2 separate regions of the Homo sapiens genome follow, and region 2 is linked to region 1. A link is an interaction called in ENCODE POLR2A ChIA-PET data of the cell type or tissue named here. Cell type or tissue: OCI-LY7. All regions are shown on one strand. Each heading gives the region's core, and the rest is flanking DNA. Links, peaks and the distances in the headings are about the cores only.

The links. ChIA-PET counts read pairs that join two places held together with the same protein. Peaks named below come from ENCODE experiments on the same cell type or tissue, not always from the same donor. Only the 100,000 strongest peaks of a DNase experiment are listed, where the experiment ranks them.
Region 2: POLR2A ChIA-PET joins it to region 1 with 5 read pairs; 1 of 35 experiments calls an interaction of 5 or more read pairs at or near these places.

Annotation. Positions count from the first base shown.
Region 1 is chr19:9,823,541-9,831,455 of GRCh38, forward strand. UBL5 (ubiquitin like 5) reads left to right here and starts at 4,378. Exons shown (of 5, transcript NM_001048241.3): 1 at 4,378-4,444; 2 at 4,787-4,853; 3 at 5,052-5,135; 4 at 5,297-5,334; 5 at 6,425-6,575. The coding sequence starts at 4,798. The coding sequence ends at 6,468. RefSeq lists enhancers at 3,960-4,684, 4,095-4,144 and a silencer at 4,188-4,494. In OCI-LY7, for the core only: no CTCF peak of the experiment used is centred there; DNase peaks (open chromatin) are centred at 3,641, 4,331 and 5,061; H3K4me3 peaks cover 2,968 bases; H3K27ac peaks cover 2,037 bases.
Region 2 is chr19:8,470,289-8,478,203 of GRCh38, forward strand. It overlaps HNRNPM (heterogeneous nuclear ribonucleoprotein M), which reads left to right. Exons shown (of 16, transcript NM_005968.5): 10 at 1,038-1,139; 11 at 3,376-3,420; 12 at 3,879-3,956. Among named protein-coding and RNA genes, the nearest start is that of PRAM1, 28 kb to the right of the region's middle. RefSeq lists a silencer at 3,464-3,513. In OCI-LY7, for the core only: no CTCF peak of the experiment used is centred there; DNase peaks (open chromatin) are centred at 3,563 and 4,063; H3K4me3 peaks cover 1,508 bases; H3K27ac peaks cover 3,747 bases.

The DNA.
Region 1 (7,915 bases), core at 1,631-6,630:
GTAGAGATGGGGTTTCCCCAATTGGCCAGGCTGGTCTCGAACTCCTGACCTCAAGTGATCCACCCACCTTGGCCTCCCAAAGTGTTGGGATTATAGGTGTGAGCCACCGTGCCTGGCTGTGACCCAGGATTTCTAAGAGAATGCAAAGATGTGCTGCTTCTAAACTTCCTTAGGCACCTCAGCCCCCTCAGCTCACTTTTGACCTTCCAATCTGTTTCATCCCGGCTAGAGTCTCCCCAAAAGCAGAGGCAGGGGAATTCCCACAAAGGAATGCCCTAAATCATCCCAAGATGGGGCCAGTGGGGATTTCAAGAAAACACCAATTACCAGAGCAATCAGTCCAAAGCATTTATTAGGGAAACTTACAGAGTGCTCCAACAATCATCAAGACAGGAACGAAAAGGGGTGTTCTACCGAGGCACAGCTGCAGCTAGGGGGTCAGGACATGGAGTTCAGATGCACAAGTCAGCATGTCTGGTTTCCATTACTATTTTGAGTAATGGGCCACCTGCTGGTCTGGCAGGTGTCAGCTTGACCAAAACAGGATTGTGGATTCTTTCCCTGGGATGGGACGTTCCACAACCTTGGTTTTATATTTAGATTTTCTTTTTTTTGTTTGGTTTCTTTTGGAGACGGAGTCTCACTATGTCTCCCAGGCTGGAGTGTAGTGGCGTGACCTCGGCTCACTGCAGCCTCTGCCCCCCTGGGTTCAAGAGAAGAATTCTCCTGCCTCAGCCTCCCAAGTAGCTGAGACTACAGGCGCAGGCCACCACGCCCGGCTAATTTTTTGTATTTTAGTAGAGACGGGGTTTCAGCGTGTTGCCCAGGCTGGTCTCCAACTCCTGAACTCACACAATCCGCCTGCCTTGGCCTCCCAAAGTGCCAGGATTACAGGTGTGAGCCACCACACCTGGCCTATATTTAGATTTTCAAGGCCAGTTTCTGGAATTTTTAAGCAAAGTACACGGGATAAACATTATGAGACCTTAGCACAGAAAAACAGAAGAGAGGTTGGGTGTGGTTGCTTACACTTGTAATCCCAGCACTTTGGGAGGCCGAGGCAGGCGGATCACCTGAGGTCGGGAGATCAAGACCAGCCTGACCAACATGGAGAAACCCCGTCTCTACCAAAAATACAAAATTAGCTAGGCATGGTGGTGCATGCCTGTAATCCTGGGAGTTTCTCTCTTGTTGCCCAGGCTGGAGTGCAATGGCACCATCTCGACTCACCGCAACCTCCGCCTCCCTGGTTCATGCGATTCTCCTGCCTCAGCCTCCCAAGTGGCTGGGATTACAGGCATGCGCCACCATGCCAGGCTAATTTTGTATTTTTACAAAATTAAAGAGATGGGGTTTCTCCATGTTGGTCAGGCAGGTCTTGAACTCCTGGCCTTAGGTGATCTGCCCACTTTGGCCTCCCAAACTGCTGGGATTACAGGTTTGAGCCACTGCACCTGGCCTTGGAGAATTCTTAAACCACTGTAGCAGTATAGTTCAACGATAGTAAAAGGGGGTTTTAGTCTCTGGATCCTGCCATTCAAAAGCAAATAGGCCGGTTGCGGTGCCTCACGCCTGTAATCCCAGCACTTTGGGAGGTCGAGGTGGGCAGATCACTTGAGGTCAGCAGTTCGAGACCAGCCTGGACAACATGGTGAAATCCTGTCTCTACTAAAAATACAAAAATTAGCTGGGCGTGATGGCATGTGCCTGTAATCCCAGCTACTAAGGAGGCTGAGGCAGGAGAATCGCTTGAACACGGGAGGTTGTGGTGAGCTGAGTTTGTTCCACTGCACTCCAGCCTGGGCAACAGAGCGAGACTCTGCCTCAAAAAAAAAAAAAAAAAAAATTGAGATAGCCTCACTCTGTGTTGCCCAGGATGGAGGGATGGAGTGCAGTGGCGCGATCTCAGCTCACTGCAACCTCCGCCTCCCGTGTTCAAGCGATTCTCCTGCCTCAGCCTCCAGGTAGCTGGGATTACAGGTGCCTGCCACCACACCTGGCTAATTTTTTTTTTTTTTTTTTAATAGAGACGGGGTTTCACCATGTTGGCCAGGCTGGTCTCGAACTCCTGACCTTGTGATCTGCCCACCTCAGCCTCCCAAAGCGCTGGGATTACAGGTGTGAGCCACTGTGCCTAGCCTCAAAAAAAATTTTTTTTTAAAGGCCAGATATCTCCACAGGTAGCTTACTTTATGTTATGGAAAGTGCCAATTTACTGAGCACCAAATGAATACATAATGGAGTATTCTTCATGTAGATTAAATAATGTGACCATACTCTCCCTCTTTCCCCTCCAGCCCACTTTTCCCTTTAAATAATGAAGCCCTCAAAATCATATTTGGAAAAAAGCACGGATCACAGATTGTTCCTGGGGTTTTGTGTTCCTTTTCTCCCAGGCTTGTCCTTAACCTTGTCTACATAAACCTGTCAATTTATTGAGACCTGTCTCAGATACTTTTTGGTTTACAAATTGTTTGACTGAATTGAGGAAGGACGGTCCTTGTCCCACCAGCCCTCACAAACCTGGAATCTGGTACAAAGTGCTCCCCAAAGATACAGCTGCAGGAGATTGTGCAAATGTGCAATGTTTCCAGTTACCTCGCAGGCATTTAAGGTTGGTGACTGGCAGTGAGAAAGGAGAATAGGGAAAATGAGGCAGAAGAATAGCAAAGGGAATTAAAAGTTGGATAAAGGGTAAAATACGTAAAAGCAGAGAGCAGAAGCAAGGTGAAAGGGCACCCGCCCCTTCTTGCTCACCCAGCAAGAAGCAAGATAAATGGCAGAAGCTGAGGAGACAAAACAAAAGGAAGATTAAAAACTGAGTAAAGGCCGGGCACAGTGGCTCACACCCAACACTTTGGGAGGCTGAGGCAGGCGGATCACGAGGTCAGGAGATCGAGACCATCCTGGCTAACACAGTGAAACCCCGTCTCTACTAAAAATACAAAAAAATTAGCCGAGGGTGGTGGGGGGCGCCTGTAGTCCCTGTTACTCGGGAGGCGGCTGAGGCAGGACAACGGCGTGAACCCGGGAGGCGGAGCTTGCCGTGAGCCCAGATCACGCCACTGCACTCCAGCCTGGGCGACAGAGCGAGACTCCATAAATAAATAAATAAATAAATAAATAAAATTAAAAAAAAAACAGTAAAAATCCCACGGCCGGGGAAATCAGGACCAAACCAGTAAGGAGCAGCTCTTTAGGCATAAGCACGCGCATTAAAGACAAAAAGTATCCTTAACATGATAAGGATAACCAGCTCATTAGCGCTCATGCATATGGACGGCATATCATGAATGGAGGCGGCTCTCAAGCACACAGGGGCCAAAGTAAGCAACACACCTATCATTCAAAAAGGTAGACACTGGCTAGATATTAGGCAGCCTTGGGAAGAGAAAAAAAGCCTGGCCAATAAGGTGAAACCCCATCTCTACTAAAAGTACAAAAATTAGCCGGGCGTGGTGGCGGGCGCCTGTAATCCCAGCTACTTACTCGGGAGGCTGAGGCAGGAGAATCGCTTGAACCCGGAAGGCGGAGGTTGCGGTGAGCCGGCACCGCGCCATTGCACTCCAGCCTGTGCAACAGAGCGAGACTACGTCTCAGAAAAAAAAAAAAAAAAAGACCCAAACTATACCAAGCTGGGGCTGATCTTATCTCGCAGAGGTCAGTCCGCTCTCCCCACTCCGAGAGTGGAATACTGTGCTTAATAAACTTGCAGCTTTGCCATCTCTGTGTGTCTGGTCCAAATCTTTCTTCAGGACACCAAGAGCCTGGAACTGTCCGGCACCATGCGGTAACAGCAGCTGTTGGGCAGCGTAGAGTCTACTCTAGGATCAAGCTTCGCCTACTGACTGGAGTCCGTATCCCGGGGGAACGCGATGGCCAGAGGGAAGAGGTGAGCCAAATGCTCACCAAGCCCAGCCCTGAATGAACCCAGGGGGTCAGAAGGGATGACTGCAGAACTCGTCCCCCACCCCCACCCTCCGCCCTTGCTCCTAGTTGCCGCTGCAAGAGGCTTCGGGCTCAGGATCAGGAGCTTACCCCTACTCCCGGGACCCTCTGGCGTCCCCACCATGTGACCGAGTCTCCCTGCAACAAACAATGACTTCAAACGAGCTGGGCGCCGGCGCCTGACCTCTGACTCTCGCTCCACGCCCCTTCCCTGGCCACAAACCCGCCGAGGCCCCCCTCTCTACCCGGCGCGCCTACCACAGGCGCGACACCTGTCAAGCCTTGGGACACCGAAACCGTACCTGGGAACAGCAAACACACCACAGACTGCAGACCCGGAAGAACTTGTCCCAGTGTTGACCACACCCCCTGGCTAGGGGCAGGGCTTCCGGCCTCGAACTTTAACTTCCGCTTCCGGTTCCTAGCGTTAACTGCGACCGGGGTTCAGCGCTCGGGTGAGGAGCTGGTGGCGTCGGCAGGTTCGAGGCGATTCGAGGTGAGGGGGTCAAGCGGAGAGGCTCGGAGTCGGAGAAAGCTGTCGCGACCCAGCCACCCAGGGTCTGGGGTCGGTGGGAGGTGAGGCCAGGGAGTTTTGTGGCAGGGCTTTCAGGCGGCGAGAAGGGGCGGAGGCGCGGCTCCCCGGGGTTCGCGGCCCTGGGACAGGGGACTTGGGGCCTGGGAGTATTCGAGTCCGGGGGGTTGGGGGCAGAACGGAAGGCTCAGTAACCTGGAATTTTAGGGCCTGGGACTGGGAGACTTGTAGGCTGGGGCTTCTGGGCCTGGGAGACGCCTGAAGCTCTGACTTTGCTGCCTCCCACCCACCCCCCGCTTTGTGTAGCTCCAGCTAGGATGATCGAGGTTGTTTGCAACGACCGTCTGGGGAAGAAGGTCCGCGTTAAATGCAAGTATCCACTGGCAGCCGAGAGGCAGTGGTACCCGCAGGGGTGCTTGGCGTGAGGCAGGCAACTCAATCTGTGTTGTCGGATGGTTTTAGTTAAACCCGGGAGAGGGGGCGGATGGGGTCCTGGCAGATGGTATTCTGCCCTAGAATGTCCTCTTCCTCGTTCTACCGCTTCCATTTGCCTTAACTGCTCTGCGCCCAGCACGGATGATACCATCGGGGACCTTAAGAAGCTGATTGCAGCCCAAACTGGTACCCGTTGGAACAAGATTGTCCTGAAGAAGTGGTGAGTGCAGCGGTAGAGCCACTGGGTGGACTGGACTAGGCCGGAAGGTTTTGGTTGGGGGAGCGCTGCAGGCAGCCCTTTGCTTAGGCTTGGCTACCTCATTTGGCCTACAGACTGAAGAGCCTCCTTAGCCTTATCTCTGAAATGTCTCTTTTTCTTAGGTACACGATTTTTAAGGACCACGTGTCTCTGGGGGACTGTATCCTTTGTGTGACTTTTTGAGGAAGCATCTACATACCCAGCCTCGGTTATCTGTTCAAAACTAAAGTCTGCATGAGCTTATGCATATTAAGTGTTTAACTTAATACGTGGCACATGGTGAGCACTTAGAAAATGGGAGCTAGGTAATTATTTGGTTGGGGAGGAGAGTGGTTGGTGAAATAGTTTGACTTCAAGTTCAAAATATTTATTACTGACCTCCACCTGAGTGCTGGACAGTAGGTCAGGGTGGGGTGAGACTCAGGCATATCTATTGTGCAAAAGGAGCAGAAACTTTTTACAATTTTTATTTTATTTATTTATTTTTTTGAGACAGTCTGGCTCTGTCGCCCAGGCTGGAGTGCAGTGGCACGATCTTGACCCACTGCAACCTCCACCTCCCGGGTTCAAGCAATTCTGCCTCAGCTTCCCAAGTAGCTGGGATTACAGGTGTGTGCCACCACTCCCTGCTAGTTTTTGTATTTTTAGTAGAGATGAGGTTCCACCATGTATGCCAGGCTAGTCTCAAACTCCTGGCCTCAAGTGATCCTCCCGCCTCGGCCTCCCAAAGTGCTGGGATTATAGCCGTGAGCCACTGTGCCTGGCCTAGAAGGAACAGAAACTTTTTTTTTTTTTTTTGAGATGGAGTTTTGCTCTTGTTGCCCAGGCTGGAGTGCAGTGGTACAATCTTGGCTCACTGCAGCCTCTACCTCCCAGGTTTAAGCGATTTTCCTGTCTCAGCCTTCCAAGTAGCTGGGATTACAGGTGCCCACCACCACACCCAGCTAACTTTTTGTATTTTTAGTAGAGACAGGGTTTCATCGTGTTGGCCAGGCTGGTCTCAAACTCCTGACGTCAAGTGAGCCACCTGCTTCGTCCTCTCAAAGTGCTGGGATTACAGGTGTGAGCCACTGCACCCAGCCAGAAATTCTTTTGTAAAGTTTTGGTTCTCTCCAAATAAAAATGGCCTGGTCCAAAATGGGCTTCCTTAGCCCTGGGCTGAGACCTCAGGCCACCTGACCCGGCTGTGAATGGATGAGAGGGGTGGGGACGGAAGTCAGAGTCAGGATTCCTTAACACCTTTCCTTCAGATGAAATCCACGATGGGATGAACCTGGAGCTTTATTATCAATAGATGAGAATCCTCATCTTCCTGCCCCGCTTTCCTCTCCCATCCTCATCCCCCACACTGGGATAGATGCTTGTTTGTAAAAACTCACCTTAATAAAGACTTAGATGTTGCTTTGTTGTTGTCTCTGTATGACAGCTGTCTAGTGATGGGTGGATCAGTCGCTGTTTGGTCATCACTGCACCATCAGCATGCAGCTGCTAAAATAAGAGCTCTGATCAACTGGATCCATGAGGGCAGAGTAGACCAGCAGGCTGGGAGTCTGTGTGGGAGCCCAGAGAGAGCTCTGGGGTTTGCTGTGGGTGTCTGAAGGTCAAGAGACTCTGGGATTATTGTCACCCTAATAAACCAAAGAACCTCCGGCTAATGACAGTAGATGTAATTGTTAGGAATTCAGATTCTGAAATCACACAGACCATGTGTGGAATGTCAGCTCTGCCACCAAGCAGCTGAGTGACACTAGGCAAAATTTTTTAACCTCTGTAAGCCTTTACTTCCTTATCCACTGGAAATAATTGCGTTTACTTCATGTCTGCTTTCAATCGGCATATTGTGAGGAGGTATAAATGAGTTTAAAGCATGTTTAAACATCCACAGTTCCTGGCATTTTTTTTTTTTCTTTTTTTGAGACAGGATCTTGCTCTGTCACCCAGGCTGGAATGCAGTGGTATGTTCATAGCCCACTGCAGCCCTGAACTGGACTCAACACAGTCCTCCTGCATCAGCCTCCCAAGTAGCTGGGCAGTGTGTACCACCACGCCAGCTAATTTTAAAATTATTATTATTATTTATTTTATTTGAGACAGAGTCTCGCTCTGTCACCCAGGCTGGAGTGCAGTGGCACGATCTCAGCTCACTGCAACCTCTGCCTCCTGGGTTCAAGCAATTCTCCTGCCTCACCTGAGGCAGGAGACTGGGACTACAGGCGTGCCCCATGACACCAGTTAATTTTTGTATTTTTAGTAGAGATGGGGTTTCACCATGTTGGCCAGGCTGGTCTCAAACTGCTGACCTCAAGTGGTCCACCCTCCTCGGCCTCCCAAAGTGCTGGGATTACAGGCGTGAGCCACCGCGTCTGGCATTTTGAAATTTTTTGTACAGACAGGGTCTCCCCTATGTTGCCCAAAATAGTCTTGAACTCCTGACCTCAGGTGATCCTCCAGCCTTGGCCTCCCAAAGTACTGAGATTATAGGCACAAGCCATCATGCCTGGCCCTAGCACTTCTTTTCAAGACAAAACGTGATAGTAGACAGTGAGGCAGTGTGGCACTATAAGTGTGGCTACATGATCCCAGCCTCAAGAGTCAGACCGACTAGATTTGAATTTTGATTGATCCTTAGCAGTGGGATTTCAGCCTCTGCGACCCTCAGTTTCATCCTCTAAAAATGAGCACTACAGTGGCACCCACATCTCAATGAGACCACGCAATTAGAATAGCAGGATGCCTGGCAC
Region 2 (7,915 bases), core at 1,710-6,709, 1.4 Mb before region 1:
CTTTTTAAATGAACTTTGTTTGCTTTCTTTCCTTCCTTTCTTCCTTTTTCTTTCTTTTTGATGGAGTCTCGCTCTGTCGCCCAGGCTGGAGTGCAGTGGTGCGGTCTTGGCTTGCTGCAACCTCCATTTCCTGGGTTCTAGTGATTCTCCTGTCAGCCTTCCAAGTAGCAGCGATTACAGGCATGTGCCACCATGCCAGGCTAATTTTTTTTTTTTTTTAGTAGAGATGGGGTTTTGCCATGTTGGCCAGGATGGTCTCGAACTCCTGACCTCACGTGATCCACCCGCCTTGGCCTCCCAAAGTGCTGGGATTTCAGGCGTGAGCCACTGCGCCTGCCCTTGTTACGATTTTTAAAAGCTTACCTGGTTGTAGTTTAAGCCTCAGATGGTGGTTACCCCAGATATTGCAAGTGTCAGCTCTTTTGGCTGTTTCCAGAGACCAGCCTGTATTTCTGTGTCCCTGTCTGTGTTGGTAGGGCATGGAGTTGAGTGTGGGCTGGGTATCCAGTTGTGGGTTGGGAAGCTTTGGGGGAAGGAAGATAGGTTCTTTGAATACATACATTAGCTTCATTGTTACTAAAACCACCCAGATTCAGAGAGTAGTGGACACCCAGGATGTTGATTGGCTGGTTTGTAACGTGTTTTTTCATGAGAAACATCCTTTGGGCTACTAGGGATTGGGCACATTTGTGCTGCTTGCCACCTGATGTCTTGAGTCACCTTTTTTGATCAGACAGTTCTCAGTCCATGGGTTAGTGAAACAAATAGGCTCTCAAGAATCTTAGTGTGGGGGTTGTTAACTTTCCCGTGTTGGTTTTCAGCCGCCTTTGTTGTATACACACATATCCCAAACGCCGGAACAAGGCTCTGTTTCCAAGTGTGCCGATGTTGAATTTTGCATTGGGCCCTGAGGTCACTGGTGGGTGGGGGTGGGTAGGCTGAAGTGGATAGCTGCAACTCACTAAACACTCTTTTCCTTTGAGGGTCAAGGTTTGCTAAATAGGGGAAAACTAAGCTTCTTTCTCTTTTCTTTCCAGATGGCCTTGGTGGTATTGGCATGGGGTTAGGACCAGGAGGGCAACCCATTGATGCCAATCACCTGAATAAAGGCATCGGAATGGGAAACATAGGTCCCGCAGGTGAGAATGACAGTGCACCTTGCTTGGTGGTTTGGGGAAGTGAAAATTATTAATTATTGGGACAACTGGACTTTGAGTAGTTTAAATGGAATAAATATTTAACTGGGACAAAATTCCCTCCTTATTCATCTCTGCCTCATTTTGAATAAAGGCAGTATTTTGTATTTTTATCAAGTTGAGTCATTTTTTAAAAAGTCATTATGCTTTTTCATTGTAACCTGACAACAACCTTCTAAGCTGAAATAGTTGTGCCATTTGATAAGAGGAGGCAAGCCAGAGAGTTGATCTTGCTCAAGGTCACACTGTCAGTTACTGACAGGCTGCAGGTCTCCTGACCACGGGACCATAGCACTGCCGCAGTGCCCTGAAAAGTGTCTTACCAAGACCCCTTTGGGCCCTCCTGGTGTTTGCACAGCTGCTGCTAGAGAGCTAGGGGCATTGATAGATGCAAAAAAGGTGGAGAGGCCAGGCACGGTGGCTCACGCCTGTAATCCCAGCACTTTGGGAGGCCGAGGTGGGCGGATCACAAGGTCAGGAGTTTGAGACCATCCTGGCCAACATGGTGAAACCCCATCTCTACTAAAAATAAAACAATTAGCCGGGCGTGGTGGCGCACGCCTGTAATCCCAGTTACTCAAGAGGCTGAGGCAGGAGAATTGCTTGAACCCGGGAGGCGGAGGTTGCAGTGAGCTGAGATCACATGACTGCACTTCAGCCTGGCAACAGAGCGAGAGTCCGTCTCCAGAAAAAAAAAAAAAAAAAAAACCTGCATGAAAGCTTTGATGTGTAGAATAAACTCAGGCTTTGCTGTTTAGCATTTTCATTGCTGTGTAATGATGTATTTTGATTCTATTAAGGAATATGTCATTTTTATGACCTTAGACTTTGGTCTTTGTTGGAATCCTTTGAAATTGGAATATGGAAGCCCCTCTATCCCACCATTGTCAGTGTTGCATATCCCTAGACTCTCTTCCAGAGTCACCCTGGGGCTGACTTAAATTCTGGGCCACAACTTCAAATGGCTGTTAACGTTTCCCCCGACCCAAAACACACACACCCCATGTCTGACATCTAAACAGAAAGACTGGGGGTTGGGGAGGAAGTCTTGGTGTTTTTAGGAACTGGTTTTTATTTTGAAGATTTTACCTTTAACAGGGATTGATTTATTGAGACGGAATTTTGCTCTTGTTGCCCAGGCTGGAGTGCAGTGGCTCAATCTCAGCTTACCGCACTCAATCTCTGCCTCCTGGGTTCAAGTGATTCTCCTGCCTCAGCCTCCCAAGTAGCTGGGATTACAGGCATGTGCCACCACACCCAGCTAATTTTTTGTATTTAGTAGAGACAGGGTTTCACCATGTTGGTCAGGCCGGGCTGGAACTCCTGACCTCAGGTGATCCACCCGCCTCGGCTTCCTGAAGTGCTGGGATTACAGGCGTGAGTCACCACGCCCACCCTTAACAGGGATTCTTAAAAAAAATCTACTTCTGTTCCCTAAAATTTTCTAAAAAGTTTATGTTCCATAGAATGTGTCTTATAATTCTATTTCATGTTTAATACTGCCTAACTTGAGGCCTGGTGTGGTGGCTTATGCCTGTAATCCCAGCAATTTGGAGGCCGAGGGTTTGAGACTAGTCTAGGCGACATAGACTCCATCTCTACAAAATATAAAAAAAATCAGCCAGGTGTGGTGGCGTAGTCCCAGCTACTTGGGAGGCTGAGGCAAGAGGATCACTTGAGCCTGGGATGTTGAGGCTGTAGGGAGCTGTGACCATGCCACTGCATTCCAGCCCCAGTGACAGAAGGAGACCCTGTCTCAAAAACAAAAAAAACACAAAAACCCTGCCCGACTGGGTCATTAAAGTATGTAGATCCCTCAGAAAAAGATTAGCCAGGCGTGGTAGCAGGCGCCTGTAATCTCAGCTAGTCGGGAGGCTGAGGCAGGAGAATTGCTTGAACCCGGGAGGTGGAGGTTGCAGTGAGCCAAGATTGTGCCATTGCATTCCAGCCTGGGTGACAGAGCAATACTGTGTTTAAAAAAAAAAAAAATAGCTATATGATATTTGACAGTTGAAATGGTAAGGGCTTTTTTTCTTGCTGATTAAAATATATAAAATATACTTGTCATCAGGGATTTTCTTTTGAGTTCTTTTGCTGGTTTGGAATTATGCTTTTTAAGTTCAAACGTTATTTACTGCTTTGACATAATTTTAGTTTGCATTGACTTTTTCTTTTTAAGGAATGGGAATGGAAGGCATAGGATTTGGAATAAATAAAATGGGAGGTAAGAAATTTAAAATGAAGTACAAGCATAATCACTTTTAGGCATAGTTTTCTCTCTTTCCTCTTTTCTTTCTTGTTTAAACCCTGCATGAAATTCTCTTTGGTTTCAGTTTGAGTCTAGAAATGACTTCCTCCTGCCTGTCCATCCTTCCAGCGGGTGTCTTGGCTTTTGGTTCTGGCTGTCTCACTAACTAGCTCTGTGACCTTGGGCAGACCACTCCATCTCTATGCCTCTTTTTGCTTGTCTATTCATTGAGGGGGTTGGATCAGACCAGCTTTTTGAAGATGGGTGATTTTTAAACAAGGGTGCTAGCATTTTTTTTGTTTTTCAAAAGCCTTTAAACTTGGTAAGTTCTTGGCAGAAGATACCCCAGTTGAAACATGTGATAGAATTTTTCTTTCCCTGCTTAGTCTAAGCAGTCTTGTTGGATGATGCTGAAATGTGAACCTCTCTTGCAGGAATGGAGGGGCCCTTTGGTGGTGGTATGGAAAACATGGGTCGATTTGGATCTGGGATGAACATGGGCAGGATAAATGGTAAGCATCGTGTTTTCTTCCTGCTTTCACTCACCCTTTGCCGGCTGTTGCCTCTCAGGTGACTTTTAGGCTGCAGACCCACTGAATAAGTGGTTTCTCACTTCTGCTTTTCAACCGAATCAAATGTCTTTTGAATTGCCTTAAATATTTCAAAAACTAGACATAATAGTAGACTTACTTCACTTGGTCGCTAGTCTTTTGAGATGTCCTGTGTTCCCAAGCTCTGCAGTAATTTTCGAGTACAGTGTTAAAAAGCATGTACACGTTCGTGGTTATGGTCTCCGAGTATGAGGGATTCTTTAAAGTTTGTAATCAAGTTTGTCTCTGGGAGTGCTGCAAAGGGTTGTTCTTGGTCATCTGCCCCAGCTACAAGTTGTCTATAGAGGCGTTAATAAAAATCACAGGCTCTTTTAATTTAGCATTTACATAATGCAAATTCTGGTTTAGTATAATTCAAATCCTCCACCAACTTTTTTTTTTTTTTTTTTGAGACAGGGTCTCACTCTGTCACCTAGGCTGGAGTGCAATGGTGCGATCTTGGCTCACTGCAACCTCCGCCTCCCAGGTTCAAGTGATTCTCCTGCCCCAGCCTCCTGAGTAGCTGGTATTACAGGTGTGTGCCACCATGCCTGGATAATTTTTATATGTTTAGTAGAGTCGGAGTTTCACCATGTTGGCCAGGCTGGCCTCGAACTCCTGACTTCATGTGATCCGCCCGCCTCAGCCTCCCAAAGTGCTGGGATTACAGGCGTGAGCCACCGTGCTCGGCACCTGCCCCCAACTTTTTAGCAGAAATATAATAATATAATAACAATGTAGTATTTCATTTAGTCCTTGTGAGAACCACATGATATGTACATACTGCTATCCTTGTTTCATCTGAAACTGAGGCACAGAGAGTGACATGCCTAGGTCAAGTGACTGGTAAACAGTGGTGCCTGCATGTGAACCCAGGCTGTCTGGCTCCAGAGCCTGGCACTTCATCATGTGGGAATCCTGCCTTTTAGAAGTGCCTCCAGCACAGCACTTGGCCCAGGGCACCAGCAGGGCTGTAGAGTGTGCATGAGAAATTGTAAATTTTCCTTTTTGAAATCCTTTATGTGTTGGTGACTCTTTGACCTTCCCCTTCACTGCAGGAAAGCTGCTGCTTTTTTACACAGAAACTTTCTTGGACTGAGAAGTCATTAGGGATTTAGGTATAAACCTTCCTTTGCGGGTCTGCCATAACAAAGGATGTGAAAATGGTACAAGGACAGACATCATTGTCAGGCTTGAAAGGCGGCTGTCCCTGATGATCAGGCCCTTCTTCCGGTGCACAGGGAGCAGTGGGGCATGATGTGTGTTGCCCTCTTCATGGGTGCCTTGTTCTAGAAGCTGGTAAAAGGATGTAGGAAAGTTGTCACCATTAGTAATAAAGCAACAGAGGTCTGCGTTTCCAGTGTACATTCAAGCTTGCCTGTAACTTGTGTGTGCATGGGATTTTAATTTTTAAAAAAAGTTTCAGAAATCTGGCTTGGTAAAATGTTACTCAGAGCAGATTAGTCTGGGTGTGCTGGCTCACGCCTGTAATCCCAACACTTTGGGAGGCTGGGGTAAGAGGATTGCTTGAGCTCAGGAGTTCAAGATCAGCCTAGGCAACACTGCGAAACCCCATCTCTCTCTTTTTTTTTTTTTTTTTTTTTTTTAAGAACAGATTAGTCATTAGGGAATTTGAGTTGTTGCTGTGAGGAGTAGAGTGATGCAGTTTAGAAGTAGATGGAAATCAGGATGGGTTGGCCTGGGAGCTGTGCTGAGCCGTGTGACACAGTCGATGGTGAACTGGCAGGTGTAATCTCGCAGTCAGGATTCAGAGCCTGGGGTACGCGGTGGCAAAGGATTCCAAGTGCTGATTCTCTGGAGAACCACAAATGGAGTGTGTTTTCCTAGACTGTTCTTAGATGTTCTGAGATACGGCACTCGGAGTGCTCCCCACACCCTCTACAGCTGAGAACAGGGACTCCTTCCCACTTGACCAGCATTCTTTGGTTTGGGTGGGATGAGCTCTAGAGCCCTTGGGCACTGCAAGGAAACTGTACATCACACTGGAGGAAGAATTGAAGCAGACGTTTGGGTTTAATGAAATGTTAATTCATGACTAGAGTGTAGCCATTATGGTCATGGGTGCTCCCATCAGACTGCTGGTCATGCAGGTTCCCAGGACCCACACTCAGCATGAGTCAAATCTTGATAGAGTGGCTATAAAAATGTAAATCAAAAGATTGTTAAATGTCGGCCAGGCGCGGTGGCTCACACCTGTAATCCCAGCGCATTGAGATTAATGTTAAAAAAAAAAAAAGAGAGATTGTTAAATGTCAAAAACTGACTGTAGTGAGGCAGTGTTTGACAGTGAAAATGCTACCCTTTGTGGGTGTAAATTGGAGTTCACGGTGCTCCCTGAGCTCTGGGGCCCTGTTGACAGCCAGTAAGATGAGTTATGAGGTCCTTGCCAACATGCTGATGCCAGCCTGTGGCATGCTTGTCTGGAGTGGGGTGCTGCCTTCTTGCAGACAGGTGGCAGGATGGAAGGAGAGCAGCAGAACTCCATGAGGATGCCGCTGCGGGGCTGCAGGGTTCTGTCCCTGCCGCCGTCCCCCCCACCCTCCCACCACCACCGACTCCTGGGCTCTGCTATCCAGCAGATAGCACCCATGAGGAGCATGCTGACCCATGAGGTCACTTGGGTTAATTCAAACTAGGAATGTTAAGCCCACCATTGGCAGCCAGTCCTTGTTAATTCATAATGTGCTGCTGCTGCCACATCTCTAATGGAATTGCTTATTTTATTGAAAGATAGGGACTCTGGCTGTATAATGCAAGGTGTTCATTACATCGCACCTATCTTACCTGACATTTCTAAGGAGTGAGATGATTAATAACTAGATTCTTCAAGGCCCTCTCAGCATGGGAGGGAGAGATTCTTCAAGGACCTCGCAGCATGAAAAGTGTGATCCCCATTTCAGCCTGCGTGAGATGGATGCACAAGGAAAGAAGTGGCCAGCAGTAGGAATCACGAAAGGCTTATCAAGCAAGTGACCACTGTGGTGGGCCTTTCCCGGCAGAAGCTAGGACCTTTGTTTTAAAAGACATTGTAAGGCTGGGTGTAGTGGCTCACACCTGTTATCCCAACACTTTGGGAGGCTGAGGCAGGAGGATCACTTGAGCTCAGGAGTTCAAGACCAGCCAGGGCAACATAGTGAGACCTCCTCTCTACAAAAAATAAAATTAGCCGGGCATGATGCCGTACACCTGTGCTAGCTGCCTGGGAAACTCAGGTGGGAGGATGACTTGAGCCCAGGAGGTCGAGGCTGCAGTGAAGCATGATCACGCCACTGCATTCCAGCTTGGGAGCTTGGGTTGACAGAGTGAAACCCTGTCTCAAAAAAAAAAAAAAAAAAAAAAAAAAAAAAAAAGAACCTTACAAAATATGAGAAAGTTGTGACCCAAACCCCGTTATGTAGATGCAGCCACTGCAGTTGTCAGCAGAGAGGTCTTTCTGTGCAGACATACGTCTCGCCATGCACACGCATTTCTGTGTTAGGGCACAGGCTTCTGTATTAGAGGATGGGCTTCTGCACTGGATTTGAGTCCCAGCCTTTGCCTCACCTCTCACCAGCATGTGACCTTGGTCAAGTTACTAAATTGTGTGAGCCTCAATTTCTTTTTAAAGTGGTAGTGGTGGTGGAGGGTAACAGGCGTGCGTGGCATGGTTGTGAAGAGTTGATGGAATTATACACAAAGCCTTTGGGGTAGGGCATGTGTTGAGTGCCTAGTAGGTGTTACCTTCTGCAGCCTACGTTTGATTTAGCTGCACTGCAGGGGACCTCTTGGTTACTGTGGTAGCGAATGCTTGGTGTACCCAGTATTGTGGTTTGTGTGGCTGTAATGGAAGTTGTTCATTGGTCCTTGATGGACTTATGTTA